Linked DNA regions of Homo sapiens: region 2 is linked to region 1. The links are chromatin loops, found by intact Hi-C in ENCODE. Cell type or tissue: endothelial cell of umbilical vein. All regions are shown on one strand.

Region 1 (2,500 bases):
ATCTAAGAGAAAAGGAGCATGACAAATGGTTAAGCCAAAATGACTAAAAGACTTTAACAAATGATAAAATGAACTCAAATGAAGATTAAATGTTCAAGATCCGCAAGTCTTGGCTCAAACATAACTCCTTAGGGTTAACTTTCAATATGCATCTTGGTGATTCTTCAAAGTCTTTTCACTAATGGCAGACCTAGTTGCTGAAAAATGATGGTTGCATATTAAATTGGTAGCATATATAGCCTTTGCTCTCTTTTCCCTTATTTCTACAGGGAGGCTCATGGAGTCTAATTGAGCCTTTCTTAAATGATTTTTTTTTCTAACTTAATAGTAATGCTCAGAGCTACCTTTCTCAAAGAGTGTTTAGCAAAATGCTGGACCCTTGAGCTGTTCCTTAAGGAAGGGTCTATATTAATTGTCTCCTATCAGTCACAGACCAGAAAGGTGATAGAAACCTACCAGTCATTTGAACAGAAGGAATTTAATATAAAGGTATAAAATCATTAACCAAGCAACTGAAGATGTAGAAGCACACCAAGTTATCACAGAGGTAGCAAATGCAGGAAGGAGTGTTCACCCCTAGGGTTAGTATTACTAAATATACTAGCTGGTGTCCATAGGGCTGATTCTTTTAAATCCTATAAGCTTGTGGGAAAGCACCACAGAGCTGAAGCTTTGATCTCTGAGGAGGGGGTGCCACTTGTTGGGTGCTAGACTCTGAGCTCAAAAGAAGAGAGGCACCGAGGGTCTAGGATCCAGACCTCTGAAGTAGGGGTACCAGTCACCTGGTGGGGGAACCTCTTATGCAAGAGGCTGGTTCTGTAAGTGTTGAGAAAGAAACAAACTATTCAGCTGGGGCTACAAAAGTACTTGCTGCTGTCAATGGGAAGCACTGCTAGGATGCTTACAGGCAGGAAACAGGCAGGAAACATACAGGAAGTCCCTCCTGCATTCTCCCCATCCCCATCCACCAGCACCCCTTAGTGGCAGAGTTTAACAGGGAATCTGGCGGGCTGAAATGAGGTTTGCAGAGTTGTAATCCCAGCACTACAGGCAGAGTTGAGGGGGGGGGGGGTGGCATTTACAGCTGAGACAAAACAGTTTAATAACGGGGCACATACCACTTTCTGTATCATCCTCTTGGATAGTCACTGTGTATATTAAAGGTCCTGAACAGTTCTAGAGAAAAATGAGTTTGTATAACTGGGCATTCCTCACTGTGTGCTGGGAGTCTTCCCATTCCCCACCCCCTTCCCCGATATAATGAAATGCAAATGTAAAAACAAATGGGCTGGATATATACATAGTGACATAGAAAGAGACCCATTATGAATTACTTTACTTTTATATGAAAAACAAATATATGTTTATATAAAAACAGAAAAAGGCCAGAGGCTAGACACCAAACTGTAAACAGTGGTTATCATCTGCCAGGGTGGGTATTTGTTATGGGGTTCTGTTCACTTTCTACCTCACTTGTCTCTAGTTAGGATTTTTCAACACGAATGTACATTGTTACATAATCAGAGAAGAAAGTTATATCACTTTTGGGAGGGGGAAGGAAAGAATCACCTAGAACCAATAGTCTTCAGAATGCCGTCAGGGTCCCTGTTAAAATGTGGCACCCAAAACTAACAGAATATTTTTGAAGAGAGGAGAGAAAGAAGGTAAGCGGCATCTACTCTACACCTACTACATCGCAAGCTGTTGAGAATGTGGCATAAATTATCCCATTTAGTCTCAGCAATCTGATTATTCCTATTTTTCAGACAAGGAACAAGACTCAGAAGTGTATGTATTTTGCTCAAGACCTAAAAAAGAGGAGGAGCTACTGCATGCCTACTACACTGCACTGCGTCATTATCTGTCTTGCAGATATGTCTTATACTTCTTATATATCATGTGTTCTTTCTCCCCGATAATGTGGTGGTTTTTTATATCTAAGGATCTCTGTCTTGGTTTTCTAATATATCTTATACCTTTTAAGGAGTAATATGGGCTGAATTATATCCCCCTCCAACATTCTTAGGATTACTTCAACCCCCAGGATCTCAGAAGGTATTTAGAGATAGGGCCTTTAAAGAAGTGACTAAGTTAGAATGAGGCCCTTAGGGTGGGCTGTAATCCAGTCTGATTGGTGTCCTTAAAATGTGAGGACATTTGGACACAGGCTAAGGGGTGACCATGTGAGGACACAGAGAGAAGGTGGTCAACTGTTTGCAAACCAAGGAGAGAGGCCTCAGAATAAACCAAACCTGCTGATACCTTGATCTTGAACTTCCAGCCTCCAGAACTGTGAGAAAATAAGTTTCTGTCGCATAAGCCACCTGGTCCGTGGTATTTTGTTATGGCAGCCCAAGCAGACTAATACAAGGGAATTATTATGATTTATACTTGTTTAAATCACCTTGTAGTGCTTCGCATACAGCAGATGTTTTATAAGCATTTTGATGATTTATCATTTTGATCCGCTTTCATCCATTTATTCAATCAGTCATACCTG
Region 2 (2,500 bases), 500 kb after region 1:
ACATTTCATAGTGAGTGATTCAGACACCTATCATTCAGCTTACCTGCCGGGGCCCTCCAAAATGAGCAGAAGGCCTCTGTCTCATTCTAGAAGCTTGAAGGTCTCCACGTGGTTTGCCCAGGGGCCCACAACCTCCCTGCAGTCCAGGAGTGCTCCCATTAACCCCAGCTGTGTGATTCAGACCAGATTCTTAGGACTTTTTAAGTGAAATGGGACAGAAAATTGCTTGATGTATTTTGCCACATGAAGTACATTTTGCTGCCGCTTAGTTCTTTATTGTCGTTAGATTAAAAACTCTCCTAACGTTGTGTGGGTAAGTAAAAATCTTTTTATTTTTATCTGGTATGTTTTGAAAAAAAGGAAAAAAGAAACTAGACATTGTCAAAATATTTGCTTAATCTTGCAGATTTGGGAAGTTGTATAGCCACTCGCTCTGACAGACCAGAACAATGGTCATTAAATGAGAAGCAGATGTAATAAAGTATGCAGTAAAAGCCTTCTATTATGGGCTGGAAGGGGAAAAAAATGAGTTGTTAACAGAACACAGTAAGCATTATGGAATAAATCAGAACAAAACCATTCCCAATTACTGTACAAAGATAATTAAAGTCTACAATGCTAATTAAGGTCTGTTTATATCTATTTCTGTTTGTGTACAAACATATGCGCATAGTTAAATATTTTCCATTGTTTTTTATGTGATGCTAACTTCATAGTTGAATTTTTCTGAATTTAACTTTTGTTTTTATGTTACCAGGAAGTACAATCTCCAGAAAACTGAAACTCCAGCTTTTCCTCCTTGATCGTAGCTTATTTTTCTTGGCTAACTTCAGAAAATTCTTCAAGTATGTAACACTACTTCCTTGAGTGGATTTTTTTTTTTTTTTTTTTTTTTGGTCTGTGATGTTTTTAGTGGAATCAACCAGGGTTCCCAGCCCCCACTATTAAAAAGAAAAAAGATTTTTTTTTTCCTTGAACTTGACCAACATGCACAATTATAGTCACACATCAGAGTTACACAGGATTACAAAATGTCTTTTGGATATAAATCTCAAATAAATTCAAACTTGAAGAAAAAGAAATTGGTAAATAATCCTCCCTACTGGCAGTTCCCCAGGGTTTTCTTCACAGACTATAAATATCACATAAATATTCCCTGACCTGTAAGCTATAACTTTTGGATGGATGTCAATGGTTTTTTAACAGGGAATAACAATGAACTGTAATTGTCGTTCAGAAGTGATCAGTTAAACAATTAGAAAGGCAACAGCTTTCAACTAAGATCCAGGAATAGCCTCTATATAGACTGACTCAAGCAGTCTGAGAAACGTAAGAAAATCACTTTGTGCCACCAAATAAATCAAGAATGACATTTTTAAAAGAAAATGCTAGATACTCCTTTTTTCCTTCTTTCAAACCCACCTGCTTCCTCTTTTTCCCCCTTAGTTTCAGTCCATCAAGGATTTTATATAGCTGCAATTTCAACACATTTCTTCCTTCTAGGATTAAACTGAAACAAAAAGAGCCTGTGTATGATACAGAACTTTAACAGTCTTTAAATAGCTTTGGCAAGCCTTCATTCTAGACCAGGACTGTCCAATTGAACTATAATGGAAGTGGCATATGTAATTTTAAATTTCCTAGTAACTACCTTAAAATGAATAAAAATAAATAGGTGAAATTAAGTTTGATAATGCAGCTTATTTAACGTAACATATCCAAAATATTTTGGTTTCAACATGTAACCAATATAAAATAATAGTTAATAAGATTTTTTTTTTTGAGACATGGTCTCACTATGTTGCCCAGCTGGTCTCAAAGTTCTGGGCTCAAGGAATCTTCCCACCTCAATCTCCCAAGTAGTCGGGACTATAGGCATGCACCACCATGCCTGGCTTGTTGATAAGATATTTTACATCCCTGTTTTCATACTAAATCTGGAAAATCTGGTGTATGTATGCACTTTACAGCACATCTCAATTCAGACTGGCCACATTTCATATGTGCAAAAGCCATGTGGGTTGGTGGCGACCAAATTGGACACCATAGCAAGTAAATAATACTTGAATAAGAACCACTATTAAGTTAATAAAATCTGTAGGCTTGAGTGTCTTATTTATATGGAGCTACTATCTAGGTCAATTTGGAGATAAAGAATGAATCACCCTCTGTCTCTCACTTGGTTGGTGATGGATTTGGAGAAAGAAAATGGCAGGAGGTCTTAACAAATTTGAAGGGTCCCACTGAGAGCAAAACTGGTTTTTGTTTTTTTTTTCAGAATAAAGCTATAAATTTGGGGCTCTTGAGTTTTGCTTGCAAGTGAGGACTGAACTGGAAGCATTGTTGGGGAGAATTAGTCCTCTCTGAACAATCTGAGAACAGAGGGAACATTTGGACTAAAGGAAAACTCAGCAGCACTCTCCCCTGATTGCCTGAGGCAGCTCTTGCCTCATGGAAGACCCGCTTTGCCTCTCCTGTTTGTTTTGTAGCCATAGACTGG

Evidence for each region. Hi-C counts contacts between places; a loop is a spot of excess contacts. Peaks named below come from ENCODE experiments on the same cell type or tissue, not always from the same donor. Only the 100,000 strongest peaks of a DNase experiment are listed, where the experiment ranks them.
Region 2: it touches region 1 in a loop (9-fold over the local background); 1 of 110 quality-filtered maps calls a loop at or near these places.

The regions. Positions count from the first base shown.
Region 1 is chr15:61,529,458-61,531,957 of GRCh38, reverse strand. All of the region lies in intron 3 of LOC107984782 (a long non-coding RNA gene), which reads left to right. Among named protein-coding and RNA genes, the nearest start is that of LINC02349, 200 kb to the left of the region's middle. In endothelial cell of umbilical vein, a CTCF peak has its summit at 959; no DNase peak of the experiment used is centred here; H3K27ac peaks cover 60 bases.
Region 2 is chr15:61,033,184-61,035,683 of GRCh38, reverse strand. The region is part of intron 1 of RORA (RAR related orphan receptor A); the gene reads left to right. It overlaps LOC107984805 (a long non-coding RNA gene), which reads left to right. Exons shown (of 3, transcript XR_007064660.1): 2 at 1-845. Among named protein-coding and RNA genes, the nearest start is that of RORA, 190 kb to the left of the region's middle. In endothelial cell of umbilical vein, no CTCF peak of the experiment used is centred here; DNase peaks (open chromatin) are centred at 973 and 1,123; H3K27ac peaks cover 1,733 bases.